Linked DNA regions of Homo sapiens: regions 1 and 3 are each linked to region 2. A link is a contact called in ENCODE Hi-C or POLR2A ChIA-PET data. All regions are on one chromosome and are shown on one strand. Each heading gives the region's core, a stretch centred on a gene start or an enhancer-like site at or near the end of the contact. The rest is flanking DNA. Distances are from core to core; before and after follow the strand shown. Region 1 holds the start of PIGT (phosphatidylinositol glycan anchor biosynthesis class T). Region 2 holds the start of OSER1 (oxidative stress responsive serine rich 1). Region 3 holds the start of WFDC3 (WAP four-disulfide core domain 3).

The links. Hi-C counts contacts between places; a loop is a spot of excess contacts on that map. ChIA-PET counts read pairs that join two places held with the same protein, here RNA polymerase II (POLR2A). Pooled maps may share reads with other maps.
Region 1: a map with no recorded cell type shows a loop between it and region 2 (20-fold over the local background). The contact joins the promoter of PIGT here to the promoter of OSER1 in region 2. A Hi-C loop is called at or near these places in 1 of 168 maps with a recorded cell type or tissue (ascending aorta), 1 of 37 single-sample maps with no recorded cell type and 11 of 50 pooled maps.
Region 3: a map of B cell shows a loop between it and region 2 (24-fold over the local background). The contact joins the promoter of WFDC3 here to the promoter of OSER1 in region 2. A Hi-C loop is called at or near these places in 1 of 168 maps with a recorded cell type or tissue (B cell) and 10 of 50 pooled maps. POLR2A ChIA-PET finds 5 or more read pairs at or near these places in 1 of 52 experiments (CD4-positive, alpha-beta T cell).

The regions. Positions count from the first base shown.
Region 1 is chr20:45,414,861-45,418,603 of GRCh38, reverse strand. It overlaps PIGT (phosphatidylinositol glycan anchor biosynthesis class T), which reads right to left and starts at 2,463. Exons shown (of 12, transcript NM_015937.6): 1 at 2,261-2,463; 2 at 1,910-2,087. The coding sequence starts at 2,447. LOC107985405 (a long non-coding RNA gene) reads left to right here and starts at 221. Exons shown (of 2, transcript XR_001754640.2): 1 at 221-390; 2 at 1,787-3,743.
Region 2 is chr20:44,208,648-44,212,334 of GRCh38, reverse strand. It overlaps OSER1 (oxidative stress responsive serine rich 1), which reads left to right and starts at 1,564. Exons shown (of 4, transcript NM_016470.8): 1 at 1,564-1,639. OSER1-DT (OSER1 divergent transcript) reads right to left here and starts at 1,375. Exons shown (of 3, transcript NR_038339.2): 1 at 1,258-1,375. RefSeq lists silencers at 1,162-1,610, 1,806-1,875 and an enhancer at 1,535-2,154.
Region 3 is chr20:45,789,954-45,793,343 of GRCh38, reverse strand. WFDC3 (WAP four-disulfide core domain 3) reads left to right here and starts at 1,461. Exons shown (of 7, transcript NM_080614.2): 1 at 1,461-1,512; 2 at 3,362-3,390. The coding sequence starts at 3,369. It overlaps DNTTIP1 (deoxynucleotidyltransferase terminal interacting protein 1), which reads right to left and starts at 1,390. Exons shown (of 13, transcript NM_052951.3): 1 at 1,235-1,390; 2 at 597-667. The coding sequence starts at 1,339. RefSeq lists silencers at 688-827, 1,038-1,307.

The DNA.
Region 1 (3,743 bases), core at 1,214-3,713, 1.2 Mb before region 2:
TCTTCCTTCCTTGCAAGCCTTTGCTAACTTCTTTCTGCCTACCTTCATGATCCGGCTCCAGTGCTTACCTCCCCTCCACGAAGCCTTTCCTGCCCTCCTTAAGCACAGTCTCCTCTGTGCAGTCACGGTTCTGACCATCCAAGCATCTTACTAGGTCCCTCCTGGGAGATGGCTAGGTGGCAGCAGCATCGTGTCCTGACCACCTTTTCTCCCTAACTAGGCTGTAAGCAACTTGAGGACAAGGACCAGTCTGGGTCATCTATGTACTTCCCCTGACACCATGGAAAGCGCCTCATGTATCAGAGCTGAAATGAGCTCACTGATCTTCCTTGAATGTGCTGGGCTGGGCAAAACAATGCATACTACCCTGTGTATACTCTGGGAATAAAGGTAAGTCCTGATTCTACTATCATGGTGAGAAGTCTTATATCCAAAAAAGCTCACTGAACATGGGAAAAACAACTGTTCTAGGATTTCATAAAAACATCAAATTAAATTAATGTTCTTTTCTTGGAGAAATATCAAAAGAGATTTGCTCTCAGTAATAGAGAAAGCATAAAACTTAATAAGCACTAGAAAGAATTCTAAGCATTTGCTCCACATTTCAGGCAATTACGGGCTGAGGGAAGACAGTGACAGCAGAGTAGACAGGAAAGGGTAGGGGAGCCAGAGTTGAGGCAAGAGAGAAAGTCTTGGCAAGCTGGGGAGTTACTGCTTATTCCTTATTCCTTAGTGTTGTCCAGGAGCTTTTGATAATTCTATGTTCAGAGCTTTTCAACTGCTCCAATCCTTAAGCCTCAAATAAAAATGGCAAACTTGAAGCCGGAAAGCTCTACTCAAACCATAAACATGCTTCATTTGGTATGCACAACATTGACCCGCACAGCACTCAAAAAATTTTTAAATTACTTGCTGATATTTGAATTTGCCAATTTTCACATTAAATTCCAGATTTCTGGTATCTCTTGAAAAATGAGGCCAGGTGTGGTGGCTCTTGCCTGTAATCCCAACACTTTGGGAGGCTGAGGCAGGAGGATCGCTTGAACCCAGGAGTTCGAGACCAGCCTGGGCAATATAGTGAGACCTTGTTTCTACAAAAAATTTTTAGAAACATTTGACTCTGACCACATTAGGCCTCTATTCCCACATGGCAACAATCCATAGAAGCTGAGTGGCAGAGCTGTCCTCGTTAGAATGTCACACAAACTCTCTAGCCTGCCACAATTCCTGCTGCTCCTTTTTATTGCCCTAAAACTTGTTATATCATACTTGCACTATTGATTTCTTATAGTGGGATTAAGAGGAAAATGAGATATATTTCTCATTCCTGTGTTTGTCAATTTTAAAAATACCTTTATTCATTCCTTACCTGTGTGGCCCATGTAGACCTGTTTGCAACCACTGCACAGAAAGGTTCTATTCTAAACAGGATAGCCACAGCAGCCACTGGGAAATAGCGGTTTGTAGTAGGCACAGTAACTAGACCTGCCCCCTCCCAAACAAAAGCAGTTCCTCTAACACTGTGATGTAGCATCCTGTTGGCCAGTTGTAACCCACAGATATGTTATGGTTGGCTTTCGTGGTATTTATTATCATTTAAAAAATATTAATGAATGCCTTTTAAAAGGTTATCCAGTTGCCAGTTTTCTACTGCCTTACCTCCAAATAAGCATTAATTGTTTGCTATTTGCCTCTCCAGGGATATGCATGTGCTACCTCAGGTCTGAAAGTTTTAGGATTGGGAAGTTTATTCATCTGTGGTAACATTTCTTACTTCCAATGCCAGCTCTACCCCCATGGAATCGCTGCCTACTGGAAGTGCTGTCCCCAAGAGCAGTGGCAGGATGACAACACTCTCCCAGCCACATTCCCTCCATGGCCTGCAACAGGGCCCAAGGTGTGCACTCACTCAGTGACAGTGTCTTGGAACCAGACCCACAGCTCTGCACCTGATGGGGCCTGCAGGAAGGGTGGCCCCCAGTATCGGGTCCTCCAAAAGCCTTGTGTGAATGACAGGTGCAGCTCCCGTAGAGAATACTTGGAGATCAGCTGCCCCAGGGCTTTGGGAAAGAGCCTGTAATGGGACACTGGGGAAACGGGAGCAGGTGAGTGACGATCCCCACCTCGTCGGGGTCCACACCCAGGATCCCGAACTCTACCCAGGAATTAGGCCCCGCCCCCAAAGTTTGCCTTCATCCCACGGCCGGCCAGCCAGCAGGCACTACGGAAATCTTTCCCTGGTCAGATCTCGCGCCCTCACCTCCTTCCCGCTGAAGCTCCGAATCCCAGCGCGTGCGGAACTGGAATGTGGCGGCTACGTCCCCGGAAGGCAGCGGGGTGATGACAAGTTCCTCCCGCAGGCTGTCGCGTGGGGGTTCTGCAAGGCACCAGCCGCCGGGCCCCAGGAGCAACAGGACGAGCAGAGCAAGCGGCATAGCCGCCGCCATGCCTGCGGCTACTTCCGCCTACCCAGCGGCGCTCGGCCCCATGAAAAGCCGGTATCCAATAAGAAAGGCGTGTGAGAAGTGACTTCCGCTGTCGTCCCGGAAACCGGGATGCGGTTATCAGAGCGACCGCCTGCGCAGGTCGCGAAGATTCCCTCAGAGCTGGTGGGTCTAAGGGGGTACTGGGAGGACACGAGAGGGAGTAGGCAGGGCGAGTAACCAGCTTGAGGCCGCACCTAGTTCATGGCGTATTCCACCCACCAGGAAATGCTTAATAATATGAAGCTCCTTCACTGCCATTTTACCCATTTGATAGTTGAGGAAACATTGACTGAAAAAGATCAATTACTTTTGGGAAAACCATTGTGGTTTTAATTTGCATTTCCCAAAGTAAGAGGAACCTCCTGCCCCTCTTAGCTTCTAGTGTCTCCATTTGCTGCAAAACCCCCAAATAAGTGGTTCTTTTATTACGAAAATGTTCAAACAAAATTGAAAGAATGAGCACCTGTTACAATAAACCTATTTTCCACCACCTAGATTCTACTATTTACATTATACTATACTTGTACTTTACCACATATTTGTCTATACATCCATCATTCCATCTTGTGTTTTGGTGCACTTCAAAGTAAATTGCAGACATTAGTACACTTTCCTTTAAGTAGTTAAGCATGCATATAATTAACTAGAGTTCAGTATTCGATTGCATTTTGATGTAAAATTCACATACAGTGAAATGCACAAATCCAAAGTACACATTCACTGAGTTTTGACAAATGCACACACCTATGTAACCCGAACTCCTATCATGATACAGAACATTCCTAAAACCCCAGAAAATTAGCAATACCCTTTCCTAGTCAATCCCTGCTCCTCTATCACCTTCCAGAGGCAGTTAGTACCCTGATTTTTTCCCACAATAGATTAATCTGTTCCAGAACTAAATATAAATGAAATCATATAGTATGTATACTGTGTAAGGCTTTTTTTTTTCTCATGGGAAGAATGTTTTTGAGAATCATCCATGTTCTTGCATGTATCCACAATTCTTTTTATTACTGCGTAGTATTATTAATTTATCCATTCAACTCTTGATGGGCACTTTTAAAGTTTTTGGTTATTATTAACAAGGCTGCTGTCTGTGCAAGCTCCTTTGTAGACGTATATTTCTCATATCCTTTGGCCAGGTATTTAAGAGTGGAATTGCTGGGTCAGAGAGCAGGTGTATGTTTAATTTTATAAGAAACTGTCAGACCTTTCTCCAAAATGTATCATTTTATGTTTCCATAAACTATGAGT
Region 2 (3,687 bases), core at 315-2,814:
AGAAAATAAATACATCATATTTCCCGCTTTTTCTTGTCCAAGAGATGTTGAGAAGGGCAGTTTAAATCCTGACTTACTAGCACTGTGAGACAGGACAAAGGCAGCTAGAACAAGTTATCTGATCTCTAACATAATCTAATGCTATCTAACTAGCATCATTAGGTTACAATGAACAGTTTTCTTTCAACCGGTCAGTTACTGAGCCTCTGGTATGAACGACGAGAATTTAAAATGTTTTATCCAGGGCCAACATCATGCTTCATGTTTAACAACGTTATACAATAAATTGTTAGATTTCATTTACAGACATAGGCCAGGCATTCCAAAGCCTGGCTGTAGTTAAGCTGGACACAGTTAAACCATCTTCGGCAGCCTATCTAGTTGACTACAACTAAGGTATTGGGGAATGACGGTGGATGGGGCCAGTTTTGGTTCAGGGAAAAACCCTCACTCTAGGGGTGGGCCACAATCAACGCCATCCAACTCAATTGCGCAAAATCATCTGTTCTCACGAAGCTTTGAGCAGTGCAGACGTGGAGCTGGAGATTGGCAGGCGAGGAGAGGCACAGCTAGATCAGCAGAACCAGTCCTGGTGATGGAGCGGGTGGCAGCTGTTGCACAGATCACCTTTTCCCGCCTACCATCTGAGCAACATTCAGAATCAGAAAAATGTAAAGAATCCTAAAATTCATCTCCTTTGGTGAACTGCCTAAATCTTTTTGCAAAATTTGGTGTGTAGGTGCATTTCTTTGGCAAGAGGATCTACAGTTCTCACCAGATTCTCAAAGGAGTCTACGCCTGAAAACACGAGATTCACCGATAAGGTTCAACTTCCTCACTTACTAGATGGAAAACTGAGAGGCCCAAAGGAGGAAAAGCAGTTGCCTCAAGACAAACAGCAGAGATATCAAAACCGAAGGCATTTCAATTCAATTCTAATTCTGGCTTCACACTATTGACCCTGGCCACGTCCAATACCTCTTCACTTCTCTGCAGGACCTAAAAGATCACCAGGAGGCGAGGGCTGGTGTCCGAGTCCCGGAGAGGTCGCAGGCAGTCCAGATTCTAGCATCACAGAAACTCTGGCCAAGCGCTCAGCCGGGGATTGTCTGCCATAAAGACCCCCGCACCCTGTCCTCGCCCCCGCCCCGTGGAATTCCTCTGCATAGGTGACTCCACGTAGAGGACCGAGCGCAAGGAGATCCCGGGGCGGTGGAGGCAGAGGACTACTGTGAAGAATGACGCCTACTCACTCACCTAACAGAGAGGAGGAAGCAGGCACGCCCCAAAAGCGGGTCGGGAGCAAATCCACGCCACTGGGAGGAGGCAAACCGAAGAATAACAGGAAATTACGTAAGGCGCACGTGCTTCTGAGGGGGGCGGGTGCGGGGCGTTGGAGAGGCGCGGCCGCCGCCCTGCGTCTGCGCAGTCGTCGGCTGCCGCGCTGCCGAGTCACTGGGGTGGGAGGAGCATAAGCAGGGGGAGGGGTGCATGCCGGAGTGCGCAGGCGCAACGCGACTCCCGAGGCGCGGGCCGCCCCCTTGGCTGGTTTGGATCCGGGTCAGTCGGGTGCCGAGATTTGGGAGAGACGCTCTGAACTGACTGCCCCGCATCACCGGAGCGTCCCAGCTGCGAGGAGGTAAGTGCCCTGACGTGACGGGGAGGGGCCGCAGCACTGCGTCTCAGCTTCCACTGCCGGTCTGGCCGCGGGCGGTTTTCCCCGGGCCCGCCCGCCTTGGGTCGCGTCGTCTCCCGACGCCTCCTGCCTGGGCCGGGCCTGGGCCTCTCCGCGCCCCCTTATCTGCCGCGGCCTGTGCCTGCTGGAGCTCCGAGCTCCACGCTCTCTCCCCTTCCCGCCTTCCCGTCCTCCCGCGGTCCCCCGCCCCGTCTCGCTCCTCCGCCGTCTCCCGCCCAGCGGCAGCTTCCCCTTTTCGCCCTCCTTGGCCGCCCTTTGCCCCTTCCAGTCCTTTCTCTCTCGCCTCGGAGCCCCATTCTCTTTGGCTACCTCTTCGGCCCCACTCCTTTCTTCTCCCGCATCCCTTGTGCCTCGCTCCGACTCCAGCCTCTCGTTCTGACCCCAGGAATCTCCCGAGGAGCGCAACTTCACAGCTGGAGACCCCGGGCGGGCAGTGCCCCTGGACAGCTCCCTGCTTGGCGTTGTCCCCACACTCCAAGCCCCGTCCTACCCCTCTGGGTTCTGACTAGGAATTTTCCTCCGTTCATGTTTAACCGCGACAGGCACAGACTCTGGGTGAAAAGAAAGAACTTTGTGCTTTGGCTGCAGCGCTGCGAGTATAAAGGGATGAGTGGGTTGCACGGAGAGGTGTGAATGTGCTTTTTGTCCTGGGGGCCGATTGTTTCCTCCCGGTCTAGTTTGCCTCTTAGAGTTGCTGGGTTTGGTTTTCTTCCCCATACTCTACGCTTTCTGGTGGTCTGGGAGTTTCGAAATCTTTAATGTTGTGATGACAACGCTTACCCGCGCATCCCTTCTTGATCGTTCTTAGGTCTTCTCAGGGGCCTGGAAGTGTAGACCTAGGCTTGGGATTCAAGGAGGTCTTGGTTAAAACGGCAAGATGTAAATAAGATTGTGACGCATCCATTTTGTTGAAAGAAAAAACCAGGAATTTGGCCTTTTGATGGAGGAACTTAGAAGAACTTTGTAATTTTTGTAAGGTTGTGGAAAATCCGAGGCAAAGTTAAATTGCCTGGTGTGATTTGACTTTAACTTCGAATAGGCTTTTTAAAGTTTCATCTCTTTGGAGATTGTTCAACTTCACGAGTTCACTGCAGTGAAAACGCCAAGACTGTCTCCCACAAATTTAATATTAATGAAGAAAGGCAAGCCAATTATATCTGTTGTCCGGAGTTAGTTGTACAGCCCTTTCTTTGAATGGGGATCTGGGGATGCAGAGGAGCATAATGAGCCTTTTATAATTACAAACATGCTCTTCTCTAGCTCTTAAGGTTATGCCTAACGCTCATTTGCTCTTGGCTAAAATAACTGAGAAAAAAAGTGAGTAGTAAAAAAATGCTGGAAGTCTGAAAATGGTTTAGACAGAACTTCATTCCTGAAGTTTTAGTCTGTAGCCAGATTTTAATTCTGGCCTGTTTTGGTTTTTAGATGATAGATCTTTTAGTGTGTCAACAGGAATGTAAAGTTTGTATTAACATCTAGGGTGATCACCTGCCATGCTATTAAGTCAGCATGGTATAATTAAAAGTTACATATGTAGGTTCAGAGCCTCTTAGCACAGTGTTACATTGTAAGCTCTTGGAGGGCAGGAATGAGATTCTAGTCCTTACGGAAATGGAGTTTGGGCTTCTATCCCTAGCATTCATTCTAGTGCCATGCACGTGGTAGGAATTCTGTAAATATTTGTGAAAGAAATGAATTTCTGCCTGTAGGGTTCAGCAGTGTATACTTAAATGTGATGTGTACGTAAATGCTGACTGATTTCCAGAGAGGGCTAAAGAGGACTTGGGGGGCGGTCTGCGGGTTGGGGAGATTGGCTCAGATGATTTATGAACTCGGTAAGAGCTGAACATTGACTAACGGATCATAAGGTAATTGAGGAACATTGTAAGTCAAACTTCAATTTAGTTCTACCAGCAGGAAGGATTTGTTTACAACCTGCAATAGTACTCTTTTAGATGATGTGAAGCTTTGAAAATATTGAAATAAGTGAT
Region 3 (3,390 bases), core at 212-2,711, 1.6 Mb before region 2:
TGATCCACCCACCTCAGCCTCCCAAAGTGCTGGGATTACAGGCGTGAGCCACCGCGCCCGGCCCAAAGTGTTTTTATGAAATATAATACTTATACAGAAAAGTCTATACACTTTAATGAGTAATTATAGTGAACATCCATTTCACCACTATCAGCATCCCAAAGGCCCACCTTGTGCTCTCTCCCTTCCCTGACATGCATACTATTAATCCCTCTTTATAGTTGAGAAAACGGGCTCATCAGAGTCTGTTGATGAGAACACAGTTGTCTGACTCCAGAGCCTGTTCTCTTAAACTCCATGCTAACTGACCTCTTTAGAGCCCTCAACCACAGAGCCAGTGAATGTGAGGGATCTTAGGTATTGTTTATTCCACAACCCATCTCCTGTGCCCTTCCCCATTTTGTACGTGAGTTCAGAGAAGGAAGTGACTTGACTAGTTCAAGATCACACAGAGTTACAGAATCGGAGTCTCCTCTTCCTCAGTCCTGTGCTCTTTCTACCGGCTGTAGATCTCCATAGCCTTGTGCACTGGGGATCCCAAATCTGCCATGCAAGCCAGTGGCTGGGATATAAGCCCCATGCAGGGCCAGCCTTACCTTGTTGTCATCTGTGAGCGGCGGCCCCTCCGCTGCACCTGCCGGTGCTTTATCATTATGTTCCAAGGGTTCTGTGGGGACCAACGGAACAAATGTCACTGCGGCCTGTGACACTGGGGTGGGGTGGAGGTGGAGGGTGGGTATGAAGTTAAACCTGGACATCCCTGCTTCTCAGATCCGTCACCATCTCTCCCGCCTTGGGGTGGGACGATAGTTGTAAGGCCTCCTCCACAAAAGAGGAACTGAGGAAGTTTCCTGCCTTAAAAGTCCCGACCCTGCCTTCTGGCACGGCAGGAGGAAGGGAAGCAGTATTTACCGAGGGTCAACTCTGTGTCAGGTGATGTCCGGGGCGTTGTACCCGCCTTTATCTTCCCATCCCACAACAAGTTTTATGAGACAGGTACTAATCATTTCCATTTTATAGAAGAGGATCCTGGGACTCAGGGGGTTGACAGAGATGGCCCACGTCACCTAGCTAGGAGGGCGGCACCAGAATTTAAATCCAGGTCGTCGGGCTGCGAAAACGCCAACCCCCTCTGCAGCTCCAGCCTCCGCGTTCTCTCGCCCGCGGGCCAGGGTCCCAGGAGCCCCGAGGCCGTGCCCGGCCTGAGCCCAGACCTCACCGGGGGCGCCCTCACCGTAAGAACCAGCTGCCCCGCTGCGCCCGCATCCCCCAGCTCCAAGCCGCCCCTCTCGGCCCCGCTAGGTCCCCGCGGCTGCTCGGCGTCGCCAGTGGCTCCCATGGCGCCCCCGGCCCCCACAACTCCGCTGGACTCTGTCACCGGCCGGAAAGTGGCGCCGTGACGTCACTGGAGCGCGCTGCTCGTCCGCCCGGAAGCGCGACGCTGGAGCTGCGGGGTTACCATGGGAACCGAACCGCCGCGCCTCGCCCAGGACAGTTACACTTAGAGGCCTTGTAGGTGGAGGTCGTTGGGGCTTCCTCTCGGGAGGGCTGCGCCTCGATTGTGCAGTGTGGGTGTTCAGTGGCGGTTCAGTCAAGGGATGTTTCCCGCTGGGCCAAGGCCTGGGGATGACTGCGGGGTAGGAGGAAGGGACCAGTTTTCTGTAGGCTGGGGTTGGGGAGCAGAGGGAAGCGTTTGGTACAGCGGCGCCTGCAGTTCAGTTTTTGAAAACTAGATTTTAATATGCTCGGCCAGGGGCGGTGGCTCACGCCTGTAATCCCAGCACTTTGGGAGGCCGAGGCGGGAGGATCACTTGCCATCAGGAGTTCGAGACCAGCCTGGCCAACATGGCGAAACCCCGTCTCTACTAAAAATATAAAAATTAGCCGGGCGTGGTGGTGGGCACCTGTAATCCCAGCTACTCGGGAGGCTGAGGCAGGAGAGTCTCTTGAACCCAGGAGGCGGAGGTTGCAGTGAGCCGAGATCACGCCACTGCACTCCAGCCTGGGCGACAGAGGGAGACTGTCTCAAAAAAAAAAAAAAAAAAAGCACATTAGGCACATGTTAGGTCATCATCAAATGTTAATTATGCCGAGATCGCGCCACTGCATTCCAGCCTGGGGGACAGAGGGAGACTCTGTCTCAAAAAAAAAAAAAAAAAAAAAAAAAAAAGCATATTAGGCACATATGAGGTCATCATCAAATGTTAATTATCTCCATGAGCCAACATCAGCCTTCTAACCATAAGGGCGACTTCCTGGCTCCAAACTTTTTGATCCTATTAAGGAGGTTTTACCTTGTACCTGCCCATAGGACTAAGCAGTGCCAGTGGACACCATTAGGTATCACAGCTAACCAAAGGCATGACCAGGACAGATAAAGAAAAAAAGAAATGGAGAAAAAAGAAATAAAGGAGGTATATGTGGGCAGACTATTTGAGTCATACATAGCAACTTCTCTTGGGTTCTGCCAGCTAGACTTCATACAGTCCAAGAATGGCCTGTGTGGGTTAGAGGGACAAAGATGTAGGTGTTTGGTGCTTTTCATTAGTTCTTAACAAACTCAACTACTGCTTTTCTGTAGGTTTTTGATAGTTTCTTTTCTCTCTTTTTTTTTTTTTTGAGACAGAGTCTCACTCTGTTACCCAAGCTGGAGTGCAGTGGCATGATCTCCACTCACTGCAACCTCTGCCTCCTGGGTTCAAGCTATTCTCCTGCCTCAGCCTCCCACGTAGCTGGGATTACAGGCATGCACCAGCATGCCCAGCTGATTTTTGTATTTTTAGTAGAGACAGGGTTTCGCCATGTTGGCCAGGCTGGTCTCAAACTCCTGACCTCAGGTGATCTGCCCGCCTTGGCCTATTTGATAGTTTCTGAGTGGTCTGTTCCATTCTGTATTTTCTTGGTTGCTAGGATGAACAGGAGCCACAATTTTATTATGCTTGGTTATGTTATTAGCTTTGGCCATTAAGTAGTGTCGTGAATCCCTCCCTCTGTTATTTGGGCTAAAGCCATGTCCTTCCAATGCCCTTTAGGGCTCTCTTTGATTCTTTTTCCAATGGCCACCCCTCCATTTTTCCAGCCACCCACTAGGTTTCTCATCATCCAGGAATATTGTGTATATTGCTTACAGAATTTGATCCTCCCATCACAGGTCCCCTTTGGTAGTGCCAGGAATTTTCCCACACTCCAGCAGCCAATCCCTCTTCTTCTTGTCAGGAGAAGATATTCTTGGGGAGTATTGTGAAAGGGAAGGTTTTGGGACTGGGTTTGGGGCCATCCCTAGTCCTGCTCATACCTCAGCTGATACTCTGGGCAAGGTGTACACCTCTAGCCTGAACTGAGCTCTTGTCCCAACTCTCAGCATCATCATGATGTTAAGCTGCCTCTTTC